Regions from separate parts of the Homo sapiens genome. Here region 1 is linked to region 2. A link is a loop called in an ENCODE intact Hi-C map of the cell type or tissue named here. Cell type or tissue: endothelial cell of umbilical vein. All regions are shown on one strand. Links, peaks and the distances in the headings refer to the core of each region. The heading gives the core; the rest is flanking DNA.

The links. Peaks named below come from ENCODE experiments on the same cell type or tissue, not always from the same donor. Only the 100,000 strongest peaks of a DNase experiment are listed, where the experiment ranks them.
Region 1: it touches region 2 in a loop (2.4-fold over the local background); 2 of 110 quality-filtered maps call a loop at or near these places.

The regions. Positions count from the first base shown.
Region 1 is chr4:78,584,333-78,600,176 of GRCh38, forward strand. ANXA3 (annexin A3) reads left to right here. Exons shown (of 13, transcript NM_005139.3): 6 at 1,928-2,018; 7 at 7,212-7,291; 8 at 11,049-11,105; 9 at 11,462-11,555; 10 at 12,987-13,082. Among named protein-coding and RNA genes, the nearest start is that of ANXA3, 40 kb to the left of the region's middle. In endothelial cell of umbilical vein, for the core only: no CTCF peak of the experiment used is centred there; a DNase peak (open chromatin) is centred at 7,259.
Region 2 is chr4:78,508,114-78,523,957 of GRCh38, forward strand. FRAS1 (Fraser extracellular matrix complex subunit 1) reads left to right here. Exons shown (of 74, transcript NM_025074.7): 63 at 618-893; 64 at 3,161-3,393; 65 at 5,279-5,439; 66 at 7,686-7,900; 67 at 11,218-11,368; 68 at 13,410-13,517; 69 at 14,536-14,695. Among named protein-coding and RNA genes, the nearest start is that of ANXA3, 36 kb to the right of the region's middle. In endothelial cell of umbilical vein, for the core only: a CTCF peak has its summit at 9,139 (motif pointing left); DNase peaks (open chromatin) are centred at 9,128 and 10,638.

The DNA of each region.
Region 1 (15,844 bases), core at 3,179-11,178, 75 kb after region 2:
TGGCTAATTAAAATTTTTTTTTTTTGTAGAGACAGGGTCTTGCTATGTCACCCAGACTGGTCTCAAACTCCTGAGTCAAGCAATCCTCCTGCCTCGGCCTCTCAAAGTACTGGAATTACAGGTGTAAGCCACTGCACCTGGCCTTTTCTATTTTTAAAATCCATTTGTTTATTATCTTTTTTCATCTAACTAAAAGGCAAACCTCCACCATGGCAGGGAACCTCATTGGTCTTGGCCTATATCTTCTGTTCCTAGAGCAACTCCTGAAATGAAGTGGGTGCTCAATGTATTAATTAATAGGAAGGAGGAAAAAGAAGGGAGCCTAGATCTGAGGCATAAGCCATATTCTGCCTTGCCATCAGGGAATGGAGTTATCTTCTTTTCTGTGGAGGACATATGGGCATCTGAGAAGCAGATGGCAAGATGGAATTTGATGTACAGGAGATTTATTTTGAGAAACACCTGTGAAGGATAAAGAGGCGAAGAGCAGGGTAGGTGGGGTGAACCTTCAGACTGCAGTGGTGGCCTGACCCCTATGAGAGGAGAGAGGAGAGGAAGTAGGCTGAGATTAGGAAGAGCCTCAGTGCATAGTGAAGCTCCGAGAAAACCTTGGTAGGCTGTTGGGGAGCCCCTGAGCAAAGACTGCCCTTTGGAGGAGTTCTGTGTTGGGCGCAAGTCCAGTACCCCTGTTGTTTACAGTCATTGACTGACAGCCACCTGGAGAGGGCATGACCTCAGTGTGAACTTTGGTAGACCCAAAGGTGTGGCAGTTGGAGGCTGTTAGCTAACTGCGTTCTTTGCAGCTGATTCTCTTGAAGTGAAATCTGAGCATTGTTTCTCTATGGCTACCCAAAGGGGAGGGTTTAGCAGGTGTAATTGTAAGGATTAGATTCACCAATAAGTATTAGAACAGTTTCTCTTTTACATAAAAGAAATCCAGGCTGTGGTGGCACCACCATTATCAGAGACTCAGTCTCCTTCTATCTTGAGGCTCTGCCGTCTTTAACTCATGGTTTTCACTTCCTGGCTAAAGAAGGCTCATGACTCAGCCATTATGTCTTCATTCCAGGCAACTCAAAAGAGTAAAGGACAAAGAAGGGTTCACTCCCTCACTCTAAGGATACTCCCTGAGCATACATATGGTACTTCTGCATATATCCCATTGGTCAGAGTTTAGTTTCTGGACATATTTCACTGTAAAAGAAGCTGAGAAACATAGCCTTTATATGGGTAGCAATGTACCAAGTTAAAAGTTGGGGGTTCCATTACTAAGCAAGAAAGACAAAAGAGATACTGTGGTAAACTAGGAATCTCTGCTACAGAGAGACAGAATTCAGTCTCTGTTCATATGCTGCACTGGCCTTATTCAATCAAGTCGTAGTGTATATGACTTTTCTTGGAGTCACAGTGTGATTCAGTGACCTTGATATAAACAGGACTGAGAGGTAATTAGTCCCCATGCCAGCCAGGCCCATGATGCACATTACTGAGGATTTGAAAGGCTCCCTGTATGAAGAGAATGATACATGCTGATAGACCCAGTACAGTGATGCAAGGATGAAATCATTCAAAAGTATTATAGAGCCTTTTCTAAACATAGTGGAATGTTTGAATGTTGGTAGGGTTAATCCTGTTAGACTGTCACTTCTAATCTTGAATGACACAGGCTTTTTCTTTTATACTATTTCTTTCCAGAATTATTCAATTGATTTTCACACTAGAGTGAAAAATTTGCTGTCACTTTATTCCAGATGATTTATGTTATTACTAAAATATATGGAAAAATAGAAAACGAGAGCAATAGAGAACCTTGTATTGATTTACTTAAAAGTGTCCTTTCATCTATATAAACAAGATAATAAGACCAAAAGGCATGAGATTAAGTTATTTAAGTGTTCTAAAAATTAGATTTTCTTTTCCTTTTTAGGGCGCGGGAACAAACGAAGATGCCTTGATTGAAATCTTAACTACCAGGACAAGCAGGCAAATGAAGGATATCTCTCAAGCCTATTATACAGGTGTCTTATTTTCTGCTTACCTTCACCACTGTTCACACATATTTGAGCCAATGTTGCTTTTCCTAGAATCCTCTCAATCTCTTCATGAGGCATTTTGAGAAGACAAGACTTACAGAAACGAGAATACATTCTAAAATCAGCTAAAGACTATGAGTTTCCAGGAAAAATTGGAATATGATCTGAGCTAGAGACTGCTACATAACAATAGCATTAATGCTTTACATTTATAATATTACAGCTGCAGTGGATTTTGCTCTCGGCAATCTCTCATTAATTGAATTAACCATTGTCATCAATGTAAGAGACTCAAATCGTATTTTATTTTTAGGCGTTAGAAATCACTCAGATTAGATCCACGATTTTGGGTGTGGGAAATTAGATTAATTTAGAGGATGTGTTGAGCATAAGGATTCAATAGAAGTAGCTAAAGACCTAATAGTCTGCTGGCTGTGTAAAATTAGAAAGACTCTGAAATGTAATTCTGACTGTAACTACCCAGGGTTAGTGTGACTTCACAGGTTAAGGTCACAGTCCCCACAAGACTACCTTCACCTCAGACACCAGCCCACAAGCTCAGGTGTTTTCAGGCTACACGTGCTTTTAACCAGCTGGCTACAAATTCAGGGTTCTCACTACCCTCTCAGGTTGAATAGCACACTAGAATGACACAGAACTCAAGAAAGTGCTGTGTTCACAAATGCGATATTATCATAAAGGAAACAAATCAGGGCCAATCAAATGTGGAGACTGCATATGGAGATATTTGGAAGGGTCCAGTGGAAGCTTCCACTCTCCTGACCATTGATATATCATTACCAACCAGCAAGCTCACTTGATTATTGGTAGCCTTAGTTTTTATTGGGGTTTCGTTATATAAGCATGATTGGTTGAACCATTGTTCATGTGATTGAACCAGTCCACCTACACTCCCCAGAGGTCAGGCTGATATTGTGGCTCAAAGCCTCAACCTTTTAATCATATGGTTGATCTTTCTGATGTGACCAGCCTTTATTCTGGGTCATATTGTTAGCATAACTGAGCTGTAGTCCAAGAGACCAACCATGAATAACAAGGACACACCTATGACTTGGGAAATCCAAAGGATTTAGAGTTTACCTCCCAGGAATCAGGAATAAGACCAGCCCAATTCTCTACTATTCAATGGCCCCATAGAACCCTCTCCAAGTACTTTAAGGGAGCCACAGTTTCTCTGTTTGTGTCTCACAGAGGTCAGTTGTGTCATAGCAGCTTTTGCAGTGGGAGAGGTCCAAAGAAGGAGTACATATTGGTCCTCATGTAGGTGTTAAAGAGGATGCTTTGGGAGATTCTTGTTAGAAGGTAAATACCTCAATGTCAGGTGACTGTTTTGTTATTGATGTACCAATTGGGTTCTAATCAGAAAAACAGAAACAGCACTAGGTATTTTGACAGATAGAATGTAATATAAAGAACTGCTTAAAGGGCCGGGTGCGGTGACTCACGCCTGTAATCACAGCACTTGGGGAGGCTGAGGTCAGCGGATCACAAGGTCAGGAGTTCGAGACCAGCCTGGCCAATATGGTGAAATCCCATCTCTACTAAAAAATACAAAAAAAGTTAGATGGTCATGGTGGCGTGCACCTGTAGTCCCAGCTACTCAGGAGGCTGAGGCAGGAGAATTGCTTGAACCCAGGAGGCAGAGGTTACAGTGAGCCGAGATGGTGCCACTGCACTCCAGCCTGGGCAACAGAATGAGATTCCATCTCAAAAGAATTGCTTAAGCTGGGCACAGTGGCTCATGCCTGTAATCCTGGCATTTTGGGAGGCTGAGGTGGGCAGATTGCGTGAGCCAAGGAGTTTAAGACCAGCCCAGGCAACATGACAAAACCCCGTCTCTATAAAAAATACCAAAAATTGGCCAGGTGTGGTGGTGCACGCCTACAGTCCCAGCTCCTCAGGAGGCTCAAGTGGGAGGATCACTTGAGTCTAAGAGATTGAGGCCACAGTAAGCCTTGATCATGCCACTGCACTCCAGCCTGCGTGACAGAGTGAGACCTTGTCTTGGAAAAAAAAGAAGAATTGCTAAACACCTTTCAGAGGACTGAAAAAGCAAAAAGGGAACAAAAGGATTCATGCAGGTTATAACCCCCCAGACCTGAGACAACAAAGGAAAGAGGTTGAGGCTATCAGAAACTGGAAGCTAGAATGAGGGACATACCTGGCTGATGTCGGGACCTCAGGGGCTCAGAGCAGAGGCTTAAGGAGCAGGAGTTCAGATCTCTGAAAAGAGGGCTCCATCTGTAGGTACTGGAGCCAGTACCTACACGGGGGTCAAAGTGACTTTTTCTAGGAAGCTGGAGCCAGTTGCTGCTGTCGGGGTGAACAGCCTTCCCTGGGTTGACACTGACATGACTAGCCGTCAGATAGCTTGCACTTCTTTCCACCTCCTGCCTTCCAGTCCCCTCTACTCCCCAGTACTGGTGGAACCTAATAGGGAGCGGGTACAGACAGAAGTAGACAAGAGAATTGCTTAATCATTAATGCACAAAAGAGTATGTTTTAGGTGTTTAAAATATTTCAGTTCAACAAGGTTTACATATTTTACAAAACCCATCAGAACCAGGCACTGTTTCCCAAGTTGGCTTGGTATTTTCTGGTGTTTCTTAGAAGAGCCACTGCTCCCCAAGTGGACCTGCCCTGTGACAGATCCCTGGAGCCCAGCATTTAGGTACAAACAGTTCCAGGATGTGAGCTTTATGAGGATGAGGATTTTCGTCTATGTTGTTCACTGCTGTATCCTCAGTTCTAAGAACAGTGGGGCAGATAAGTGCAAATATTTATTAAATGAGTGTCCTCAAAATTGAGGTTAAGGTCTTAAGAGCCAAGTGAAACTTTTACCATTCAGGATAGTGTTGTGCAGATATGACAGATGATAATAGCACAAAGTTACCAGAGCCTCAATTTCTATGTGAGTAATGCTCTCTGAGGCTACAAAGGATACAACTGCATCAAGGTTACCTTGGTTACTAGAGATTAATGATACACAAGAAGATCAAGAAGGAAATTGTCTCAATCATGCATAGCCAAACTTTACAGAGATTAAAGTCACAGCACTACCCGAGGGACCCAGTTATGTTGTCACTCTCTCGGCAGCAGGCATCCATTGCTCCCCATGCTAATGTTTTCCGTGACAGTAACTGCTCCTCTTCCTTTTTGCTTCTAATGTTCTTGACACCAGCAAGTAACATCCCCTCCCCTACCACATGGTGTTTGTCTACCCAAGGCTTATAAATATTTGTGCATAGCTTTTGGTTATTCTTGGCTACTGTTTTCTTCATTATTTCCAGGAGTCTTTTGGTTCTTTGTTATTCTATTGTCTTTGTCTCCTTTTCTGTGTCACTCGCTCCCTAAGAGAGAAGATACAATGGGTTCAGGAAGTCACTATCATGTTGGCCCTCATAAAGGGACCAGATGTCTTCTACAGCTTATTCAGTACAGTGGCACAATAGAGTCTAAATAAAGAGAGATCTAAATTCTTAACTTTTTTCGGTATTCTAAAGTCAATGGTGTGTGAGAGAGAGAACACTGAAACAGGGATCAGGGACTCAAAGTTCTAGTCCAGGCACCTGTACTATTAAAATATTCTATTTGATTTTATACTCTACTGTGCCTCAAAATGGATAAAGTAGTTGTCAACTTAGGTTGAAATAATTTTTTACTCTAATATCCCACAAAATATTTGAAGGAAAGGGAGAGGCTGTGTGAAATGACTTATAAAGTCTCATCTAAATAATTCCAAAATTACAAAATACTTCCCCAAGTTCTAAGAAATGGGATATTCATTCTTCTACTTGATATTTTCAAATTTAAAGTTTTTTATCTAACTAGAATGAAGGATAGATGTAACAATATCACAACCATTAGGTTTAATGATGCCTACTAAATATTATTATTTAGAAAAATAACACACTTTTTTGGTGGATTTTGCTTATATGAATTGCTTTGAAAAGTTACAGATTTCATAAAAAAGAGACTTACTAAAATCATGCTGAAGAAGTTTCCATCTCAGCGCAGTTCTTGCTATTGGATAATCTCATATCACTTTCTATAATTGTCTTTCATTGATTTAAATAGATGAGAATTCTCATGGCTAGTATGGCTAATTTATAGAATTCTTGAGAATGGTGCAGACAGTTCAGATAGCCACATGGTGTCACCTACAACAAAGGGTATAGTGGCTCCAAGAGAATCACCACCCCATGGATGGGGCAGACAGAGATTTAAGACTGATGGGCACTGCACATCACAGGCCATGCAAAAGGGGCTACAACTAGTCAGTACTAAAATATATGAACACACAGTTGGCATTTGTAAAGGGAAATGGCATGTTTTGGGTAGCTTTCTTACTTTTGGGAGATACGAAAAAATATGGTTTAATTATATTCATTAAGATTAGGGTTAGATTCGATAAAACAGAAAAATTACAGTGGCTTACAAAAGGTAGAAGTTTATTTCTATCATATGTAGAAGTCTAGACATTGGCAATTCTAAGTCTAGTATGACAGCTACTCAAAGCTTTTAGGAACTCAGACTTCTTCTTGATTACTTTTATGCCATCACTAAGAAGTGGTCCTTATCTTCACAGTCCAAGATGGCTGCCCAAGATGCAGATATCAGTTCACATGTAAGGCAGTTGGATGGAGGAAGGACTAAGATGAACATGGCCTCATCCCTTTAAGGAGATTTGTCTGCCTTCATTTCATTGTGAATAACTAAGTTATAGAACTGTACTAGCTAAGAGGAAAGCTGAGAAAGTAGTTTTTAAGCTGTGTACATTATATCTTGCTTAAGGTTAGGGTTCTCTTAGTATGGAAGATGGCCAGAATGGAAATTGAAAGGCACACTAGTAGCTCATCCACCCCAGCTTTTCCACTATGCATCCCTTAGTGCCATTGTCAGATGAAATAAACCAAGATTTGCTCCAGAATGACAACTCTTTCTATTCTTTTGCATCTACCACAACACAGTGCAGTAAGAGTTACAAGAAGAATGTACCATCTCACAACAGAAAAGCATGAAGAAATTAAATAAAAGGGCAAGATTTATCTTATCACATACCCATTCTTTGCTAGTGTTGGCATTTAAACTTTTCTCTGTTTTATAATCATATTTTTCAGTTTGTCAAGGCTTAATTTCATTCTGATTTGGTTTCAGTATACAAGAAGAGTCTTGGAGATGACATTAGTTCCGAAACATCTGGTGACTTCCGGAAAGCTCTGTTGACTTTGGCAGATGTAAGGTTTTATTTTTTATTTTTTAACTCCCCAGTAAGCTGCATGCTCAATAACAATTTTTAGGGAGTTTAAAAATAACCAAACTGAGACAATGAGTTCACAATTTTCCTTATGAAATGGTTTGTTCATTTTACATTTTCATTGCCACCAAGCAATATAATGTTTAACCAAGATCATAAAAGCATACATAATGATGTAACAACAAAGAAAACTTATTTGAGTCAGTAAGTGGAGGTGTTTTGGTCAGGTTTCACAATTTTGACATTAGAAGACATTCTGATACATCATCTGACATACAATATTTATTTCCATTATAAGTGTCTCCATTTTAAAGAACAGGTTTATTTTCTTCTGGACTCTGAAGAATAAATATTTCTTTTGTTAGCTTCTAAATTAAATAGGAAGCATGATACAGAAGAATGATCTTTAGAGATGGGAATTAAATTGAGTATCAGTCTCAGGATTAAAAAAAAGAAAATGATTGCTGCAATTTCAGCCTTGCCACCTTGGAAAAGCTGCCAAACTATTAATCATCATGTGACCTAATGAGGCCACACCTTGCTTTCTCTTTTTAGAAGGCTTATGACTTTTATTATAAAGATGGTAAGGTCAAGGATGAGGTGTATTCACAGCTGTGTGTAAGAGAGAACGTGATTTAAACCATAGCTCACCAATTTTCTTTCAGCTGATTTACATAGCACCTAAATGTGAGAAAATCCCAACAACGGTCTCAGCCTCATGGTTGAAACAGCACCTGTCAAAGTGAGGCATTATGCCATTAGGAAGCGATTTATCTAAATTATGGTTTCAGTTACTTTAAATGTGAAAAACTTATGAAGGTTGAACCCACAACACCAAATTTATGAAGCATTGCTGCAAACATATGCTCTCAGAGGTATATATTCCTAAGTGCACATCTGTTTGTGTATGGACATGAATGCACCCACCCACAGGAGGCAGTATAGAGTAGGGCTCTAGGACAGGGTTCTAGAATCAAACAGGGCTGGAATCTCATGCTGCCAACTAGCTTTGTATATTTGGACAAGTTCTTTAAGTCTTAAAGCATTCATTTTCATATCTGTAAAACTAAAATACTAACAATAACAAGTACTCATAGGGTGTTATGAAGATTAAGAGAAAGAGAGAGTATGTGAAGTACTTAGTGATCAACACAGGGTGGTAGTGGTTAGTATTATATTAAGACCGATGATAATCAGCATTTATGTCATTGGAGCGAGCGTAAGTGAAAGAGAACAAGAAGAAAGCAAACAGCAGCAGGGTATCAGCAGCACAGAAAAGAAACCAGGCAAAAATCAGACAGTCATACAAGGACCTAATGTTTAAAAATAGGAACAAATTCATTTTAAACTATTGTAGCTAAATGTTTCATTCACCTATAATTTGCCAAATAATTCAGGCAATCCCGTGTTTTGGTTTTGTCTCCTGTCTTTCCATAATGTGCTTAAGTATTTGTACATGAACACACATACCACACACACACACACACACACACACACACACACACACACCACTTAAACCATAGAGCCTTTAATATCACAGTTGGGGATCTTTGAGGACTTTTTATTTTTTCTTTTTTGAGACAGAGTCTCACTCTGTCATCCAGACTGGAGTGCTGTGGTGCGATCTCGGCTCACTGCAACCTCTGCCTCCCAGGTTCAAGCAATTCTCCTGCCTCAGCCTCCCTAGCAGCTGGGATTACAGGCACACGCCACCACACCCGGCTAATTTTTGTATTTTAGTAGAGACAGGGTTTCATCATGTTGGCTAGGATGGTCTCAAACTCCTGACCTCAATCAATCCACCCGCCTCAGCCTCCCAAAGTGCTGGGATTACAGGCGTGAGCCACTGCGCCCCGCCTTTGAGTTTTTTTTTTTTTTAAATAAACTTTACTTTTTAGAGCAGCTTCAGATTTATGGAAAAATTGAGCAGAAAGTACAGAGAGCTCCCATATGACCCTATTCTACTCTCTCCTTTCCTTTCCATTATTATTATTATTATTATTATTATTTTGAGACAGGATCTGGCTCTGTTGCCCAGGCTTGAGAACTATGGTGTGATCTTAGCTCACTGTAGTCTCGACCTCCTGGGCCCAAGCAGACCTCCCACTTCAGCCTCCTGAGTAACTGGGACCACAGGTGTACACCACCACATTCAGCTAATTTTTTTTTTTTTTTTTTTTTTTTTTAGAGCGAGAGAAGGTCTCACTCTTGCATTAATTAGTATGTGTATTTATTATAATTGGTGAATGAATATTGATACATTATTATTAACTGAAGTTTATAGTTTACATTAGGGTTCACTCTTTCTGTGATATAGTTCTATGGATTTTAATAAATGTATAATGTCATATGTCTATCATTACAGTATGATAGAGTAGTTTCACTGTCCTAAAAATCCTCTGTGCTCTGCCAGTTCATACCTTCCTCCCCACCAACTACTGATCTTCTTACTGTCTCTATAGTTTTGCCATCTCTAGAATGTCCTATAGTTGGAATCATACAGTACGTAGCCATTTCAGGCAGGCTGGCTTCTTTCACTTAGCTATATGCCTTTAAGGTTCCTCTATGTCTTTTCATGGCTTGATAGCTCATTTCTTTTTAGTACTGAGTAGTATTCCATTGTATAGAATATTTATTTTACCTGCTGAAAGGCATCTTCTTTGCTTCCAAGTTTGGCAATTATAAATAAAACTTCTGTAAACATTCATGTGCAGATTTTTGTATGGACATGTTTTCAACTCCTTTAGTTAAATAGCGAGGGGTGCAATTGCTTGATTATATAGTAAGAGATATTTAGCTTTATTAAAAAACTGCAGAACTGTCTTCCAAAGTGACTGTACCATTTTGCTTTCATATCAGCAGTGAATGAGAGTTCCTGTTGCTCCACATTCTCACCAGTATTTGGTGTTGTCAGTGTTTTGGATTTAAGCCCTTCTAATAGGTTGTGTAGTGGCATCTTATTGTTTTAATTTGTAATTATCTAATGACATACAATGTTGAGAATCTTTTCATGTGCCATCTGTGCGTCTTCTTTGGTGAGATGTCTGTTGAGATCTTTCAACCATTTTTAAATTGGGTTGTTATTTTCATATTGAGTTTTAAGAGTTCTTTATGTATTTTGGATACAAGTTCTTTATCAGATACATGTTACAAATATGTTCTCCCAGTTTGTACCTTGTCTTTTCTTCCACATAAGACCTCTGTGTTGGGTTGGGCACAGTGGCCCACACTTGTATTCCCAGAGATTCAGGAGGCTGAGGTGGGAGGACAGCTTGAGGCCAGGAGTTTGAGACCAGCCTGGGCAACATAGCGAGATCCCATCTCTAAAAAAAATTTTTAAATTAGCTGTGTGTGGTGGTGTGCACCTGTAGTCATATTAGCTATTCAGGAGGCTGAAGCGGGAAGATGGCTTGAGCCTTGGAGTTCAAGGTTATAGTGAGCTATGACTGCAGGACTACACTCTGGCCTGGCCAACAGAGAGTGAGAACCTGTCTCTAAATATATATATATATGAATTTTCGGAGGAGGGAACTGAGGCCCCCAAAATTGTGTGATTTGCTAAAAATTTCATGACTAGTCAATGGCAGAACCAGAACTGGAGCCCTGAGTACATGATTTTTCTGTGCAACCTGTCCTGCCTTAAAGAAAAACCACTAAGATCCCCTGCTGGTTGAAGTACTATGTGTTAGAATCTTCTATCTTTAAAGGATGGCCCTTGTTTTCGTCCTCCTGTTTAGGGCAGAAGAGATGAAAGTCTGAAAGTGGATGAGCATCTGGCCAAACAAGATGCCCAGGTCAGTAACAAAGCGGGAAAACATTTCCTTTACCTATTCTCCTATGTGGCTGCCTTTGCATTTATGTGAAAAGGGAGAAAAATAGCAGCAACAGGGACTTTTCTTTTTTTTTTTTTCCTGTTTGAAAGAGAAGCCTGAAGCTTGGGGATCGGAACCCTAACTTTTTGCCTGCCCCAGTGGTAGTTATCATTCTCCTTGGCTCCTGACAGCCCAATTTTTGATTTCTAGTCTTCTGAAAGTGAGAGATTTAGATAATAGATGATGGCACTGACCTCTGAAATACAACTCCGATTCTTCTCATGTCACCTCTCAAAAAGAAAATAATTGTGTCTCTAATATCATTCTCTTGTGAATAGATTCTCTATAAAGCTGGTGAGAACAGATGGGGCACGGATGAAGACAAATTCACTGAGATCCTGTGTTTAAGGAGCTTTCCTCAATTAAAACTAAGTACAAACTCACATTACAATCCTTTGTGTTGTATGTTGTTTTTACAAATGTTTTTGCATTTAGTATACAAAGATCTAGAAAAACGAAGTTTAAAATTGCGAAGTCTGTTCCAGTTATTCACACTTCAGGAAACAAAATGGGAAAGCTGTATTGTAACTCAAGGAAGTACTGACACTACACTTTTGTTTTTCCATAGAGGCTGAGTAGATTACCTAGTGAGTACCAGGTAATAGATGGGGGAGGGAGGTGGCAGGGAGAAGAAAAGAGGCCACCCTCTAGGGTGAGAGTAGAAGGGCTTGTTCCTGTGGAATGGAGAAGCCCAACTGCTTCCACTCCACCTAACAGTTCTCCCTAGTTAGCCACTTCCAGAAAAGCCAGACACTGCAGGTGAGTCTCTGTTGACACATCAATACTGATTAACCTTTAGCTATTTCTGATATGAAGGTAAGTGGTAGAATGGATCAACTCTTATCGTCAGACCAGCTATTACATGGAATTGTGGGCACCCGCCCTCTTGCTCATGGCATCTCCTAGAACTGTTCTGGAAGCAACAACACCTAGAAAACTAAACCTTCATTTACTGTGAACATCTTCTGACTGTGGCTTCCAGATGCTAGTTTACAGAACAACCACACAGCAAGACCAAGCTTATGCTGAGTTGACGGAACAATGAGTAAACATAAGGATATTACTGTGACTTTGAAATTCTGAAATTGTTCTTTCTTAACTTTTGCATTAAAATCACATTTATTTTATAAAATAATGACAACAGTATGTGATAGTTGCTTTATTCATGTCTTTGTTTGAAAAACAAAAACCAGATAACCCTAGGTCTCTCTCCAAAATTTCTTTTTTTAAAAATGTATTGGGGAAAAATATACTTGGCTTACAAAATATGCCTGTATACTTGGTGACATATGTACAGGTTTTGCTTGGGGCAAATACTGATCAAGAAATTCAAATGCCTTCTGGGAGGTGTGAAGTAGGCCATGCCACCTTAGGAAATGATTCAGCACAAGGAAGTCTTCAGAATTAAGATTTCTTTACCAGAGAAAACATATTTGACTAGTGATTATAGTATCATTTCCCAGGTGCTGCTATAAATAAAATTTAAAATAGCCCAACTTACTGGATAAATTATTTATTATTTAACTATTTAGGCTATTTAAAATGCTTACTGCTTGAGAGAAGGGGAAAGAGAAAGAGAGATCATTGAAGAAAATCATCTAGGGAGTTTGGGTTTTGTTGTAGATGATTTCCTTAAAAAGGAACAAAAGAAAAACAAAAACTTCTGTGCCCAGATTTTCATGGTTTAAAGAGGGAGTTTTTTAGCTTGCTACTTGATCTTCTGCATATCAAATAAAAAACTAGAATATATTCAAATGTGCTCAACTGCGTTGCTTTAAATAATTTTGTGGTGCTTCTTTTTAGCATTTGATGAATACAGAAATATCAGCCAAAAGGACATTGTGGACAGCATAAAAGGAGAATTATCTGGGCATTTTGAAGACTTACTGTTGGCCATAGGTAAGACTTCGAGTGCTGGTAAACTAAGTTACTTTGCACTTGCTTTAACTCAGTGCCGAGGCCTGCTCCTTTTGGGCAAGAATCCTGACTGATCCATTTTTTTTGCTCCCTACAGCCCCCAACATGGTCCAGGATACACACAGTACGCTCAACAAATATTGTTAAATGAATGCTTGAAGAAGTTATTTTTTTAAGTCTTTTTTCTTTTTCTTTTTTGAAACAGGATCTCACTCTGTCACCCAGGCTGGAGTGCAGTGGTGTGATCTCAGCTCACTGCAGCCTCAACCTCCTGGGCTCAAGCAGTCCTCCCACCTCAGCCTCCCAAGTAGCTGAGACAACAAGCATGTATACCACCTGGCCCAGCTAATTTTGTATTTTTTGTAGAGATGGGGTTTCACCATGTTGCCCAGGCTGGTCGTGAACTCCTGAGCTCAAGCAATCCATCCACCTCAGCCTCCCAAAGTGTTGGGATTACAGGTGTGAGCTACCACATCCAGCCATCTTTTTAAATCTTACCTTGCTTTTTAAATTTGTATTTGTCTTGTGACCATGTTTAGCTTGTAGACTTCTTGAGAGCTGAAATATTTTATTTCTACTGGCATTTTTATTGAGCTTTGTTGAAAACTGAGACGTAGGCAAAGCACAGTGGCATGCACGTGTAGTCTTACCTACTTGGGAGGCTGAGGTGGAAGGATTGCTGGAGCCAAGGAGTTCAAGGCCAGTTTGGGCAACATAGCAAGATCTTGTCTCTTTAATTAAAAAAACCACACACACACACACACACACACACACATGCAACTAAGACCTAAGCCAGTTTGGTAATCCACCATATTTGGTTATTTATGAAAGATATCAGTGGCTTTTCTTTTCTTTCTTTCTTTTTTTTTTTTCTTTTGAGATGGAGTCTCACTCTGTCACCCAGACTAGAGTGCAGTGGCACAATCTCAGCTCATTGTTGACTCTGAATTGCTAAAAGATAAGCCGAGGAGGCTAAGAAAGGGAAAACTTTCTTCTTCAATTAAAAAAGTAGAATTGAGATCAGTCTTCATAATTAGTTCTCAGACTGTTCCAGTGGTAATGATACACCTGGTTAATTTTTTTTTCCATTTTACATTGTTAATCTTTTTTTCTTTTTTTTTCTTTGTGACGGAGTCTCGCTCGGTTGCCCAAGCTGGAGTGTGGTGGCGCAATCTCAGGTCACTGCAACCTCCGCCTTCCAGGTTCAAGCAATTCTTGTGCCTCAGCCTCCTAAGTAGCTGGGATTACAGGCACACGCCACCACGCCTGGCTAACGTTTGTATTTTTAGTAGAGACAGGGTTTCACCATGTTGGCCGGGGTGGTCTCAAATTCCTGACCTCAAGTGATCCGCCCACCTCTGCCTCCCAAAGTGCTGGGATTACAGGCTTGAGCCACCACCCCTGGCCTATATTGTTAATCTTTATATTAATTCTGCTTGCTGTTTTTCATTTGGTGTTCTTGCTAAGCCGTAATGTTTGAAAAACTTTGTTGAGATGTACAAACTCTCATTCACTGAGCTAAGGAGCATTCTTGGAAATATATCATTGAATAATGTATTACATTTGGGCTATAATGCACATTATTTTATCATGTAAAAAAAGACCTTATAATTCAATTGAAGTTCAAAATATGTTACACTTTCATTTTGTTTCAGTCTACCATTGGAATAAACCAGTTTATAAAATTTTTTATTGAGATATAACTTACATACCATAAAGTTCACCCACTCAAAGTGTGCAATTCAATGCTTTTTAATGTAGTCACAAGGTTTTGCAACCATCACCACAATCTAAGTTTAGGACGTTTTAATCAGCCGCATAAGAAACCCTGTAACTATTGACAGTCACTTTCCAATCCTCCCCACCCCCTGGCTCCTATAATCATTAATCTACTTTCTGTCTCTATAGATTTGCCTACTCTGCATATTTCATACACAAGGAATCCAATACAATGGTCAACACATAGTTTTTGACATGAAAAACGATCTGAGCTGTGTCATCTTAGAATCGTGTAATAGGAGCATACTACTTGCCAAATAAGAACAAATCCAGACTTAAGTAAGGAGAGGCTTTATTCAGTAGAACTATTTCAATAGAGAGAACATGTTGATTTCAGAAACCTGAAAGACTGGGCTGGGTGTGGTGGCTCATGCACATAATCCCATCACTTTGAGAGGCTGAGGCAGGAGGATCCCTTTAGGCCAGGAGTTCAAGACCAGCCTGGGCAACATAGTGAGAGCAGCATTCTGAGACTGTTCCAATGGCAATGATAGAACTGGTTAATTTTTTTTCCATTTTATATTGTTAATCTATATATTAAAGATTCTACAAAAAAATAAAAAATTAGCTGGGTAGGTTGGTGGACGCCTGTAGTCCCAGCTACTCAAGGGGCTAAGGTGGGAGGAGTGCTTGAACCCAGGAGGTCGAGGCTCCAGTGAGCTATGTTGGTGCCACTACACCAGAGCCTGAGTGACAAAAGTGAGATCCCATCTCTAAAAGATGGGGAAAAATGTGCAAAAGTTTCAAAATCCAACAGAAAAGTCTTAGCAGCAACTTTTAATGTTGGGCAAGCACAAGGGCATGATCACTGGGGATTGACAGGAAACACGTCTGGCAGTGGACAGCTGGACTCTCAAGATAAGCTGCAACAGAGGCATGTTCTGCATTTTAGGGCTTGCCCAGGACTGGGGACAAGCCAGAGTTCAGGAACCTGTGGGAGGAGAGAGGCCTGATGGAAGTGTGGT
Region 2 (15,844 bases), core at 4,665-12,664:
GAAGGTAGTACCAGATTTCCTAACTTGGGGTGAATAGAATGAATGCACTGTCCTTACAATTAAGAGGAAAACACCTAGAGGTTGCCAAGGAAAATTTAACCCATAATTGTGAAGCAATCAGAAGAAGCCTTCTGACTTCCGCTAACTTGTCTCATATATTAGAAAAGAATGATGATTATTTCAAAATGTGTCTCTTATTTGGCCATGGAAGAAATATACCACCTCTATTTACTCTTATTTTGCCAAATGTTCTACTATATACCATCAACTATTTAATGCAACTTTAAACTAGCAACTGCTATTCATGATACAGCTTTGGTTCCAATGGGCAGGAAAATCAGAGTATTTTTTTACATGAGTGATAGGGCTCTGATTTAGGAATAAAACTAAAAGGATAATAAAGCTTCTAGCCCAACCAGTAGAAGAATCTTCTCCACCACTAAAGATCTGCAGTATCTTTTAAGGATGCCTGGCAAAGAATTATAAAAACTTCTCCTGTTATATTTCAAAGAACCTGTAGACACTAAGAGATCTTGTGGATCTCTAAAGAAAGGGGGCTTAGTTCTCTGACCTTGCCAATACCCAACCTGAACTGAAGCTTTGTTGCTCTTTCGCAGGTGGTCACACTTGCTGACTATGACCATGTGGAAGAAGTTACCAAGGAAGGAGTCAAGAAATCCCCCTCCCCAGGCTACCCACTGGTCTGTGTCACCCCCTGCGACCCTCATTTCCCCAGATACGCTGTCATGAAGGAGCGCTGCAGTGAGGCCGGCATCAACCAGACATCTGTGCAGTTCAGCTGGGAAGTGGCTGCCCCCACTGATGGCAATGGGGCCCGGTCTCCCTTTGAAACCATCACTGACAACACACCATTCACCAGTGTCAACCACATGGTAGGTCTGGGGGTCTGGGCCTGGTTCTCCCTCCCTGGGAGAGAACTGGTGTTGTTCTTTGTTACTCAGATAATCAAATTCCTTATGGTCCATGCATGGCATTTGGAATAAAACAAATAAGCAGGTGCACAGTCTTTTTACTCTTATACATAAGAAAAGGTTATATGCTGTAATAGAAAACTAAGCTAGTTAGAAGACCTGTTTGCAAATTCTGGTTCTGCCTGTTTTAAACTAAATAATGTTAAGAGGTTACTTAATCTCTCTGAGTCTCAGTCTCCTGATCTGCAAAGTAATAATTCTTTTGCTTGGCTACTTGACAAGGTCATTGAAAAATGTGACCTATAAATGACAAAGTCAGTGAAAAACTCCAGATAGGCGCTGTTGATTACTATTAATGTATCTCCAATCGTTCAATAAGTATTAACACATAACTCCTTATGGACATGAACCAAAGTTTCTACCACATTTCTGTAATGCAGTAGAAACATGGCCCAAAATGGCCAGGACATCGATGGCACATAGAGGGGACCAGTTATTAAATAAAAGAATAGAATGGTTGCTGAATGATCAGCACGTTACAAAGCTCTATGGGAGGCCATGAAAAGACATTTGTGCAGCAGTTGCTGTCCTCAAAAAGCTTAGAGACCAACACCCCTGACACCATCAGAGAACAATGAATAGTATGTTTTCCCAACCTTAACAAACAGCCCACCACAGTGATCCTGCACATCATACTGATAAAGCTGGTTCTCTTCCAAAAGTGAGCTGAAAGCAGTTGAGATTCAGGCTTAGTATATAGTACCTGGCATGTAGTAAGCATCCAACAATTCTTGCCTAAAATTATATCACTGAATGATTTTAGACATCAGAGATTTCTTTCAGACCAAATTTCTCTAGATTTTCCTGTTCATTCCACAGTTTATTCCCACTGTAATAAGAGCTTCACTGGGATGAATAGCAGAGGAAAACCACTAGACATAGATGGGAGGCTTTGGATAATGCAGGGTCGTTCATACCCACTCTCTTTGGCACAGCTTATTCAGAAAGGCCTGAAGAGCAATTCTTTTGCAACATAACCTAGTTCAAATTTAAATAGTCTTCTCTATTATTAAAAAATCAACATGGCAAGAATTACCAGCTTGTTGTTTCTTAAGTATCTATTTCTGTCTTCAACAAAACTGTAAAGGAGGTGTGGTCTGGTTGGAGCCAAATGTACATTTTTAACAGATAAATTTATGACTTTATGCTTCAGGTTTTCTTCTTGCAATGAATTTGTGACTAATACCCTTTACCCTGGTTTCCGTCACTTTATCTTGATTTCTTCAATTATTTATTTAATGCCATTCTATTATATGCATTCTTGTAGGATGCCTCAAATCCCTTCTGTACTAAGTTCATGTATATATAAATAAGTAAAGCATTGGCAGCTAATTAAAAAAAAGTTTAATGGAAAAATTTTCTTTAGTTTTTAATGGACTTCAGTGAAAATTGTTTTCATGGGTAAAATGTATAAGTTTGTGTGATTGCTTTGTGAGAGGTCTGTGGCACACAGAACTACTGATTAATTTTTCTTGTTATATACTTCCCTATGTAAATGCACACATAACCTAAAGAGTCCTGGTGACCTACATTGCCTCTGCATAGATTGAGTTAAGCACTCTTAGGGCTTCTGTATGTTTGGGGACTTGGAGGAATCTGTGGAAAGACCTTCAAAGACTAGAAGGTGTCAGAGGCCAAGTTCTCAGCTTCAAGCCTGCATGTTATTATAACCCTTGCAGTGTGTGGTCACTGGGTAGGGAGATGGGATGATCGAGGGAGGATAACAGTAGGATAAAGAGACCATGAGAATTCCTGGGAAGGAAGCATATTTCCTCTGTCTCCTGACATCATGCTCTCAGCAACAGTGATTTGGAGGCCAACCAGTCTTGCTAGAAGCCTGAATAACACTTGGGTCATCCTTCTGCTGAGCCTAGTATATAAAGAGAACAATACTATTAATGGAAATCATTCATCTATGGGTTTGTGCTCCACATCTGTCTACTTGCTTGTTGACTATCTTACCCCCTTAGGCTATAAGTACTCACTGATCTGTCTCAAGTGTCTGGTTCATAGTTAAAAGTCAATAATTACGTGATGAATGAATGAATAGATGGAAAAATCAATGGATGGGTGGATGGATGATCTTTACAGATTAACTTGAACCAGATCATGTAAGGAGCTGTTTAAGTAGGGTACTCACATTGGAGGTGATTTTTTCTTCCTGTTAGGTCCTGGACAGCATTTACTTCAGCCGGAGGTTCCATGTGCGTTGTGTGGCCAAGGCTGTGGACAAGGTGGGCCATGTGGGGACCCCCTTAAGGAGCAACATTGTTACCATTGGAACAGACAGTGCTATCTGCCACACACCAGTGGTGGCTGGGACATCCAGAGGCTTCCAGGCTCAGTCCTTCATCGCAACCTTGAAATACCTGGATGTCAAACATAAGGAGCATCCGAACAGGTCAGGCAGGTGGTGCCTTCCACCACACATAGATTGAAGTGAATCTCAGGTCTCCTTTGTGTGTTTCCCAGGACAATCAATAAGGGATGCTTCTGCATGATAAAAATGTGATGATGAATGCATCAGTAAAAGTTTAAATCTGTGAAGGTCCCTCAAGCTCGGGCCCCCTGCCTATCTTCCTAGTCTTTCTCTCACCTTGTCATTTTCACCGGCCATTCCAACCACAAGGAATCATGAGTAACTTCCCAAGTGCTACAGACTCTTACAGGTTGCATATCTCTGCCATGCTGTTACCTCAACTCTCCCTAACCCCCTTCCACTGGCCGGAACCCTACTGTCCTACAATACCTACTGCATGGCATCTCTTCTAGGGACATTTCCAACATCTCCCCTAATTTAATTTGGAGGCTTCCCCTCCTGGCTTCTCTGGCACCTGTATATGCTTCTTTTAGAAGATTATTAGCATTCACTCTCTCTGCCCTTTAGTAGATGGTAAGGCCTGAAGACCATGAGTATGTATTTTGAGTATCTTCTGCCAGTATAGTGCTTCTTGGCATCTAAGAGGCACTCCTAAATATCTACTGAACAAATGAATAATAACATTGTAGAAATTAGGAGACATTGGACTTAATTTTTTTCTGGGCCACCATGATGGGAAATGGATGTTTTCATTTTTGCATAGCAAAAAAGAATTTGTGTATGTTATGCGTATTTATTAAACACTATAGTATTTAAGTGTGTGCCTTTATGAACAACTCAGTTGCTCATAAACTCAGAAAAATGAGTTCCTTTGTATGAATAAAACATGTTTGAATGAATATGTACATGCTTCTTTCTTTCCTGACACAATAAAATGTATCTTGGTGACCCCTTCCTAGAAAAAAGGCCCTCCTCTTCACTTCCAGGGTTCTGATTCTACTTAAAAATGTGACTCTTTGCTCAGAGAGACAAGTATATAAACTCAAAACACACTTTCAGTAAACACGCTCAAAGTTTAAACTGGTACAATGACAAAAATGCAACCCATAAGTACTATCATGTTGCAGTCTTAACCAATATTTATTAAACTCATTTCTTATTTAGAATTGTATACTATGTGCCCTGGAGAAACAAAAGAAGTGAAGGAAATATTCCTTGTCCTCATAGTGGAGAGGCAAGACAAACAGAGTCTGAAAACATTTGAGAAATAGCAGCCAATATAAATAAGTTACAGATTTCCTGGTCCAAAGGCTGCCTAAGAGCTGAGGATGTAGATCAAGGAACAGCACACTGCAGATTGAGGCTGGCGGGGCTGGACACGTAGTGCTGATAGGACTTACAGGCAGACTGGAGAGAGAAGGCTGTTTTCAGTCAGGAGAGACAGTATAAGTAGCTGGATATTGTAGTTTCTCAGATTTGGCTGGGTAGAGGAATTGGTTTTAGAGTTTAAAAGCTCAACGATATATTTTTGACTCAAATACTTAAAAGAAATGTGAGTGTCAACCTTACCTAACTTCCATAGACATTCACTGTGACAGAGCAGGGGAACAGGCCCTCTCTAGTCACTCAGCTTTAGCTCCTGAAATAACAGAGTTTCCATTAAAAAGCAAAGGAGAGCTTTAAAGTAATTTGTGGTTGTGATGTTATCTTTTCCTGTATAGAAAAAAAATCTATAATTCTAGATTACTATCAGTCCTCTGTCTGGAGGGTCTCTTAGAGGGAAGCAATGATACTATGTGTATATGTATACCCCCTGTTCAGATAGAAATCCTACCTGGAAAGCTTCAGGAAGAAAAAAAAATGGTAGCTCATTGGTGAAGACAAATTAGGTGATGAGAAAGAAGTATGTCCTATTGACCATTTATAGCAGTCAGCTAAACATTTATTTCTGCCTTTTTCCCCCTAGAATCCACATTTCGGTGCAGATCCCACACCAGGATGGAATGCTGCCCCTTATCTCCACCATGCCGTTGCACAACTTACATTTTCTACTGTCTGAGTCCATCTACAGACACCAGCACGTCTGCTCCAATTTAGTTACCACCTATGACCTGAGAGGCATCTCAGGTGAGATTGACAAGTTCAGGACTGGTCTTTCCATGCTAGCCCAGTGCAGTTGACTTTCAGGATATGCCAGAGTGAGAACTGCTTTTCATGTTTTCTGGTCCTCAGAATCCACATATTAGTGGTTTTCCTTCTAGCACACATGCAAATGCCATCAGTTCAGTCAATGCAGTGGACAGGAAGAAACAAGGACTTTGGAATCACACTGGTTCAAATCCTTATTCCACTGAACAAATATAGTTTGACCTTTCTGAGCCACTGTTGTCTATAAAGTGGGAATAACAATTGCTACCACTCAAGATGAGGATTAAATGCGTTGACATTTTTAAAGCACCTACTATGGTATATTTTAGTGTCTTCATTCCCTTAGAGTGAGCATGTTTACATTGGTGCTCCAAAAACCTGTTATAGAAAGCTGAAGTGAAGATGGTATAGGATGAGTTCTCCAGAAGCAGGAGCTGAGAGGGAGTTTGGGGTTACAAGATGTTTATTAGGGATCAATATCTGTGAAAGAGAAGGAGCGAAACAGGATTGGGCAGAGGGAGAAGTCAAGCTGCAATGCAGGCTGAAAAAGCCATCTCGGCCATGGCAGGGAGCTCTGGAGAGACTTGTCCTACTTCCAGCTGACACAGCCAGACCCTTATAGCCTACCTAGCTAAGTCACTGGATGCAGGCTGCCCCGCAAGGGCATGACCTTGGGCTGAGCCAATATGCAGCTGACGCAGAGCTGAAGGAGCTGACAGCTGAGGCAGCGCATCTCTGTGTTCACCACAGCAGACATTTGACTTTACAAAGAATTCTGTCCATTTCCATTTACCTTAGCAAGTGCACATTAAATGCATATTTCCTCCTTTCACAAATGATGAAACACTTAACAGTGTTTTTGAAGACAGAAATGCATTCATATTCTCTTTCATATTCATTAAGCATCACTTTTGGTCATGATGGTCTTTATACAGTAGAAATTAGCTGAGTGAAAATTATTTATAAATCACTGAGCTACATATGAAAGTTTAATTGGTCCACATCTGTAGCTAGTGGAAGAGACATACTGTGTTTAAATACTAAACTTTGCACCTGTTCCTGCTTAAAAGCAATTAAATTCAAGACATGTTAATTGAGTACCTAGTCATCATGGGGCAGAGGGCTAGGTGCTGGGTCTCAAGCATTCTAAGATATTTATCAACCCTTTTAAAATACTACAGTTGCTTTTAGTACTATAAAAATTTTAACCCAGCCGGGTGCAGTGGCTCATGCCTGTAATCCTAGCACTTTGGGAGGCTGAGGCGGGTGGATTGCCTGAGCTTAGGAGTTTGAGACCAGCCTGGGGAACACAGTGAAACCCCATCTCTACTAAAAACATAAAAAATTAGCCAGGTGTGGTGACGTGCACCTGTAATCCCAGCTACTCGGGAGGCTGAGACAGGAGAATCGCTTGAACCCAGGAGGCGGAGGTTGCAGTGAGCCGAGATCGCACCATTGCACTCCAGTCTGGGTGACAGAGTAAGACTCCATCTCAAAAAAAAAAAAAAATTTAACCCTCATATTCTAAAATTGTGTCTGTGTTCAGCTCCCTACTGCATAAAGTTCTCCCTTAATTTAGAGCCATTCATGTGCTTGGCAGCATTTGATTAAATAATTTTTGCCTGGCACAGGTGAGAGTTACAGGCATCATTAGTGACCTATTTACTCACTAACAAAAAATTAAGACTTTCCCCCGACAAGAGTTCAGAAACTGTATGAGCAAGAAGTAGTCAAATGTAGGTATGCTGGCTTTTTTTTTTTTTTTTGAGATGGGGTCTCAAAAAAGAAATTTTAAAAATCACTCTTAAAATAATAATTCACCAATGAATGAGCCATACAGTAAATCCATTTCTTCAGCAGTGGTGGGGACATATATGAAGCACAGGACCAGACTTGCCAGGTATAACAGGCAAAGCTTCAGAGAGTTTTCCTTTCCAAGTTCTGCCGCCTTCATTCATGGTATCATTTGCTCACCTTTTCCTCCCTGGTTCCTGTGGTCTCTTAGAGGTGGAGTCCTCCATTCAACACCTGGCAACAGCAGTTAGCAAGCGCTTTCCAAGATCCCTCACATTCTCCCTGCACATTGGGAGCCCTGGGTTGCTTTGTTAGTAGGGTCTCAGGTGATTGAAAGTGCTTTTAGTGCAAAAGGGTGAGCTCTTCACCCCACCCTGCTCCTTGGCATCCACAAACCAAGTTATCGTTCCTTGTTCTTCCCTCCCTGGCAGAGGCAGGGTTCCTGGATGATGTGGTCTATGATAGCACTGCCCTGGGGCCTGGCTACGATCGCCCCTTCCAGTTTGACCCCAGCGTGCGAGAGCCGAAGACCATCCAGCTCTACAAACACCTGAACCTGAAGAGCTGCGTGTGGACCTTTGATGCTTATTATGACATGACTGAGCTGATTGACGTCTGTGGGGGCTCTGTAACCGCTGACTTCCAGGTAGGTGCCCCGGGGCTTGTCTGAGGACTCTGCATATGGGTGCCATGGTCAACCTTGTTTGTTCCTGAAGCACTTCAATTAGCACTTTGCCTCCAGAACTGGGACAACCAACTAAGGGAGTCTTCTTTATAAGTCCCTCAAGCAAGATCTTGGCAGCACTGAAGCTAGAGAAGGCCCCCAAAGTCCTCTAAATCAAGTTAATGTGGAAAAAACTTACTGTCTGGCATACTCACTTATGTAAAAATCCAATATTTACTTCTCTAGGCATATATGTTTTTGTATTTATAATGCATATATTTTGGAAAGCCAAAAATATTTACATTTGATGCTAGGGTTATTACTACATTGATATATTCTCTTCCCCACCTGGGAAAATGCGTCAGATGATGCAGCCTGTCTTTCAGAAGATAAGAAGAGCTCTGTTGTCCTATGCATTGTGGAAAGATAATTGCTTAAAACATTTTTATTTCACACCTGTTCCAAACTGCCAGCCCCCACAAAAATAGACACTTTCTAAAATATATATTACCATTAAACATTAGTGTGTTAGTCTATTCTCACACTACCATAAAGACAAACCAGAGACTGGTAATCTATAAAGAAAAGAGGTTTAATTGACTCACAGTTCCACATGGCTGGAGAGGCCTCAGGAAACTTATAATCATAGTGAAAGGGGAAGCAGACATGTCTTACATGGTGGCAGGTGAGAGAGAGCAAGCAAGAACAAGGAAAACTGCCTTATAAAACCATCAGATCTCATGAGAACTCACTATCACAAGAACAGCATGAGGGAAACCACCCCCATGATCCAATCACCTCCCATCTGGTTCCTCCCTTGACATGTAGGGATTATGGGGATTACAATTCAAGATGAGATTTGGGTGGGGACACAGAGCCAAACCATATCAATTAGTGACAACTGAAAAATTTATAGCAAGAAGCCAGAGTCAGAGAAGGGCGGTTATATCAAAGGGCCAGTGAGACTAGGCTAATCTGTCCTCATGGGAAAATTAATTCTAAAACAGGTTCTATCCAATTTTGAGCAGTTATCTCAATGAGCTAAAAACTAGTTAGATGTTTGTTCTTCATTTCAAATCAGGTTTATCCTCACTGAAGGAGAGAAATTATAGAGGGATTTACAGTAATTATTTAGAGAAAGTGTCTTTGATTAAAATTTGTCATTTTCTTTGTGGTGCCTCTCAGCCTGGTTTCCTCTCATTTTGTACACACTACTGCCATCTACTGAAGAGAATTTTAAGGCGTTCATCGGTTTTCCATTTCTCCAGTTGTATAAACTTTGACTTTGGAAAATGCAAAACTAAGTGATTTTGTTTCTTTCCTGGCCCTTCAAAAATTAGTATTCTCTGTTCTTTATGATTTTGCTGTAATTACTGTTTGAATATTTTTATTCAGAATATGCTTAAAAACTCAAAGACAAGGATTTGTTATATATAATCCCACTTTTAAACCAACACAGAAAAAACATGCACAGAAGTATTTTGTTGTTGTCTGTTTCTTTGAAAATAATTGAAATTACTGACGTATGATAGGAAGAATATAGAACTTAGAACTAAGGCCTAGTTGGTACCTTTTGCTGTCAATCAACAGGCTTGGACAAGACATAACCTCTCTGAACCTCTTCTGAAATTGTACTAATAATCTCAACATGAGAAGGTGCCTTGCACAGTGTGCCTGGTGTAGAATAGGCATGCAGTAAATATTTGTTGGGTTTTTTTTTCTTTTTAAAGATTAGTGAGTAATATCATGAGGGCTAAAGGAGGATAAACAAAAACAAATGAGGAAAAATTAATTTTGCCAATCAGCTAGAGATTTTATTGAAGTTCTGATAGTGTGATTGGAGCAGGTGTATTTAGCAAAACCTGTGTATAAGGGACAGAACATGGTACAAGGTCCAAATACAATCTGGAAATTTTCTTTAAAAAGAACAAAAAGAGGGGCTGGGAACAGTGGCTCATACCTGTAATCTCAGTACTTTGGGAGGCTGAGGCTGGAGGATCACTGGAGGCCAGGAAGTTGAAGCTGCAGTGAGCTATGATGGAGTCACTGCATTCTAGTCTGGGCTACAGAGAGAGACCCCATCTCTTGAAAAACAAACAAACAAACAAACAAACAAACAAAGTAAGGCATGTCAAAATGGAATTTTTCAATGAGTATGGAGTTAGTTGAGTCTTTTGAGAAAGTTGGCATCAAATTTTAAATCCCTGACAACTTTGAATATTAAAAAAAAACTTTAGAAAAATATTAAAACATTTGGTTTTTTCCTTAATTACCCATAGAAACACTTTATACTGTATTTTCAAACAAAAGAAAAATATAAGTCCCATAGTATATTATAGTAATTAGCCAATGATAAAATAAAATTGTTTTAAGCTAAGTTTTTTTGTTGTGTATATATATATATATATATATATATATATATTTATTTATTTATTTATTTGTGGAAAAAAGTATAAAAATATTTTAAAAATGTGTGAACTAACTCCCCATTCACACACACATATACAGCTAGCTTCACCACAAAAGCTTCTGCTACCATTCTGTTATCTTTCCATCCAGTTTTGTTCATTACATAGTAAAATGAAAATGATTGGGCCAAATTAAAAGCAGGAACACAAACTTCCTTAGAAGAAATGTTCTCTTGGAAATGTGATATGCTGCCTTTTCAAAACTCTTTCCAAAGCATAGCATGGGACAGGAAATTACTGAAGTACGTGCAGCTCTGAGCTGTCCATTGGTGAGCTTCCTATATATGATTTCAATGCTCCGGCCCTTTGTTCCTGGAGCAGGAGATGAGAGCACTCACTAAAACATCCTGAGTTAGGCACAGGCTCCTCCCAGGCGTCTGGATGTGGGCATCTTCCTGATGATGGTTGACTTGGGCTCTCCCACAGGTCACTGGCAAATGATCAATACAGGGAGTTTGTACTGAGTGGTAGATCCCACATCCACCGGGTTGATCCTTGAGAATAATTGTGATATTCTCAAATTTCAGCCAAATCTTCTAGCAACTGAACAGAGCTCATTCTCCCACTTCAAAAGTATTTTTGTTCAAGTGCCACCTCCTTAGAGAAGCCTCTGCACGTGACCCTGTCGAAAGAAGCATCCCGGCTGCTTTCTATTCCATTAGTTCCTTTATTTTTTTAAATAAGTAAGTGCAATCATGGGCACTTGCTTAATAATTATTGAATAAGTGTGTGACTACATGGGTGAATGAAAATGGAACCAAGATGTGGTGATAGTATGTCTTTTCATCCCAGGGGAGAAATAACTCTGTGTGCATACTGCTTCCTCGGCAGGTGAGGGACTCTGCCCAGTCCTTCTTGACAGTGCACGTGCCTCTATATGTGTCCTACATCTATGTGACAGCCCCCAGGGGCTGGGCCTCCTTGGAGCACCACACCGAGATGGAGTTTTCTTTCTTCTATGACACTGTTCTCTGGAGAACAGGTATGCCCACTGACGCCTTAACTATCCCTTTAGTTAGGGCTTCACTCAAGCAAGATTAAAAGAAGAGTAGTGACTTTTAACAGTAGCTGCATTTCTCATCCTGTTATCCCGAAGACAAAGTGGGGCCACCTCAAAGTGCAGATCTGTGGTTCCTGAAAAGAATGATGTCCTTCTGTCCTGATGCTGGAAGGTCTCAGCCCAGATAGCTAAGGTCCCAGCGTAGAGGATGGCAAGTGACAAATGAGTCCTCTACTGCCCGTTAGGGATTCAGATGGGTGTGTGTTCTTTTGGAATATAACCCAAATGATTTTCATTTTCTCCTAGTGAAAAATTGTGTGGTTCTTGTTTTTACAGAGCAAAAGGATCTTCAAATCAGATGCAAGGAAATGGAAAAATGTGTCAAGAGCACTTGAAATATTTATGTCAAGTAGCCCACTTTATTCATTTGGCAAAGAGTCTGCTCTTTAATTGCATCCTCCAAAGAAGGGATTTTAACCTTCCGAAGTCAAGGGCTGTGATACTGAATGTTTAAAATGACCTTTCCCTCAGGCTCATCCCCATTACTGTCCTCTTTGGGAGGAGCCTCCAAGAACTAAGTGGGAGGCAGCCCTTCAGCTGGGAGCCCACACCTCACCCCCACTCAGTTTCCACACCTCACCCCCACTCAGTTTCCACACCTACCTCCTCCTACTGCTTCCACATAGATGCTCCTTAAAACTCCCCAATTTTCTCCTCCGTTCTCTCCAATCGTTCTTGGTTATTTTTGTTTTTCTTGTTTTTTTTTTTTTCCTCATTTTTAGTGTCCTGTACTTCACACACTACCCCTAACCTATTTCCCCAAACCCATTTCCCCTAAATTCTGCTGCTCCCATCCTCCCTGTTTTCCTCTTCAGGGGTGAGGTGCTTTATCTGGGGCAAACATACTAAAAAAAATACAAGAGTTTTCTTTTGAGAAAGCTTCATCTCTACTAATTGAAATTACAGTCATCATTCATATCTATTAGTGTTTGGTTCCAGGACCTCCCACAGACACCAAGATCTGAGGATGCTCAAGTCCCTCATATAAAATGGTGTAGTATTTACATATAACCTATACATATACTCCCTTATGCTTTAAATCATCTCTAGATTATTTATAAACCTAATACAATGCATATGCTATATAAATAGTTGTTATGCTATATTGTTTAGGAAATAATGACAAAAAAATCTATATGTTTAGTGCAGATGCATTTTTATTCTTATATTTTCTATTTGAGGTTGGGTGAATCCACAGATGCAGAATCCATGATGTAGAACCTACAGATACAAAGGGCTGGCAGTGTAGTCCTTTCTTCTGTGAAATGTCTTAGGCTCAAATCATTTTTGGCTTTATATTTCTCATGGGAAAATAACTTCAGGCAGCTTTCCCACTCTGGGTCAGATAATTCCTTGAGCTCTTGTTTTTGTTTTGTTTTGTTCAAGTTCATGTTTCTAATCCTTACGTTACTCTTTGGTTTTGTTCTTTCTGAACTCACTGGGGACCATGACTACAATTTCCTTTATTAAAGCCACAGCTTTCTTGTGTCATGTTGGCTTTCTACAAGCTGGCTTTAATTCTCCTTTGGTTTGAGTACTAAATGTAGCCACCAGGACTTTGTTTATACCTCTGTTAAGTCCGGAAAGGTATCTTGGCGAGGAAAAGAAAGTATAATAAGAAGCAGATGTGCTGTAACCATACCCTGGTGTAAAGTTTGATAGTAAGAAGTTTTAAGATTCATTTTTTTGCTGAACCCTGCATCTGGGTTAAGTGGAACTTACAGGTTTGAAAAGTCTATGTCAAGAACAGTGGAACCATTACAAAAAAAAAAAGAACCAAGTGAAATTAGCTGTCATACAATTTTAATTGGCATATGTTTCTATAGACATATAAATGTTATCTTGTTACATTCAAATAAATGTGCAGCTATACTTGGAGGTGTCCTTGGGATAACTTATATGTGGTTGCTGTCAGGGAGGAATTTTCCATGCCCTAGCATTTTCTCTCTGCTTTCCTGCCCAGGAATCCAGACAGACAGCGTGCTCTCTGCAAGGCTTCAGATAATAAGAATCTACATTCGAGAGGATGGCCGTCTTGTCATTGAATTCAAGACCCATGCCAAATTCAGAGGTAATATCAATGCCGTTTTTTTTTTCCAACTTTTTATTAAGAAACATTTCACACATACAGAAAGTTGAAAGAATAGAACAGTAAAAAACAGTCAACAATGATTAACATTTTGCTATACATCCATGTGCACATACATCCATCCATACATATCTTTTTTTGTCACACCGTTCAGAAACAAGTTGCAGACTTCGTGTCAAGTTACCCAAAATACTTCAGTTGACATCTCCTAAGAACAAGGACATTCTCTTATAGAATCACAACATCATGATCACTTCTACGATATTTAGCATTGATTCAATAATATCCAGTCTCTATTCATATTTCCTTTATTGTTCCACAAACGTCTTTTCCACTTATTTTTATATTTGTTTATTTTATAACTGCTTACATAAAAAGAAAGAAGTTCCAGTTATGATTCATATGTTACATTTTGATTGTTATATTGCTTTAGTTTCTTTTAATCTAAAATATTCCCCCTACTTTTATTTATTCACAACGCTATTTCAGTGCAGTTTTAAAGAGTGGGGGTATCTTGCTGATAACATTTACCCTTTTAATGATGTTTATAATTATACCCTTCTACCAAGGACTTCAATGGCCCTAAATGTGACTTTTATCTGATGCTGATATTTCCATTTATAAACTACTGAGACCTTTCTACCTCCAAGAAACATGTTCGTTAGAATTCAAAGCTATGTATATTCAGTGTTCATTGTCACATAAAGACCCCTATTATTGTGAATATACTCATTAGCACCATTTCCACAAGGAATATTCCTATTGTTTATAAATAAATACCTATGACTATGATGACCATCACAAGTAGGACGATGGGCTAGGGTGAGATGCCATTCTATCCAGTGTGGAATATATTCTAAGGGGCAAAATGGGCTAAGCTTAGTTGTTTGAGAGAAGAACATTAATTCAGTTCTCAGGCTTTTGTGGGGCTCTACCAGGTACAGTCAAACTAAAGCTCTACCACAAGTACATTAAATGCATGTGTTTCCCCTTCAAATAGGACAGTTTGTGATGGAGCATCACACTCTCCCAGAAGTGAAATCTTTCGTATTGACTCCAGACCACCTAGGAGGAATTGAATTTGACTTGCAGCTATTATGGAGCGCTCAGACTTTTGATTCTCCACATCAACTCTGGAGAGCCACAAGCTCTTATAACAGGTAAATACAGTGATGGAGGCCTCCATGGGTAGAGCTGAATGGTTTTCCATTTCTTTCAGGAGCTTGGGAAATAGTGCTTTCCTCTGAAGGCTAGACTTTTATTTTAAAAGGGGAATTGATAGAAATAACCCTCAGCTGGGAGTAGTGGTGCTAGCTGGTAGCCCAGCTACTCAGGAGGATCACTTGAACTCAGGAGTGCGAAGCTGCAGTTAGCCATGATGCCACCTGCAAATAGCCACTGCACTCCAGCCTGGGCAACAGAAAGAGATCCTGACTCTTAAAAAATAATAATAATAATTAAAAGAAATGACATTCTAGCAAAGAAAGAAAGAAACAAATCTTGCTCAGATCAACTTCTGATATATAAATAGGAAGTGCTTACACTTATTGCAAGGGTGAGACCAGAAGGGGCACACATCACTTTCACCTACAACCTATGGTGGGGAACTTAGTCACATGGCACACCTGCCTACAAGGGAAGCTGGGAAATGTGTCTAACTAAAACCTTTATTGAATAAAGAAATTTCATTTCAATTACAACAACCAGTGCAAAATATAGTACCTCTGATTAAGCCCATGTGTCGTTTACAAGATTTATTCCTCTCCCAGACCCAATATAGAGGTAGAATAGGAATTTAACAACTATAGTAAAATATCCCCCATCTGTAAAAGGGAAGAATGGAAAAAAAAATTAAAACCACTATGAAAAGGATAAGTGGGCAACCAGGAATCTGTCATAAATATATGATCCCCATTTTATAGGTAATGAGAGTAAGAGCTATATTTAGCATTAAAATCTTACTTCAAATTGTCTTGAGAATCATTTTCAAAAAAAATTTTTTCTTAACTTAAAATTTTTGATCTTATATCAGATATTTTTATTGTATAGTGATTCCTTTGAAATTGATATCTAATAACCTTCAAGGACTGTGCTTCATGTTCTTTGTCCCAGTTTATAGACAGGGAAACTGTCTTCCTTTAAGTATTCTGCTGACATCTTCATTGCCACTTGGATGAAGCCCACCCTCCTTATGCAGCATACAAGGCCCAGCCTCCCCTCTGGTTTCACGTGAAACCCAGCCTTTTATCCACGTTAGTTACTCACCAATCCCTGAACCCACCAGCCCATCCATACCTCCATGCTTTTGC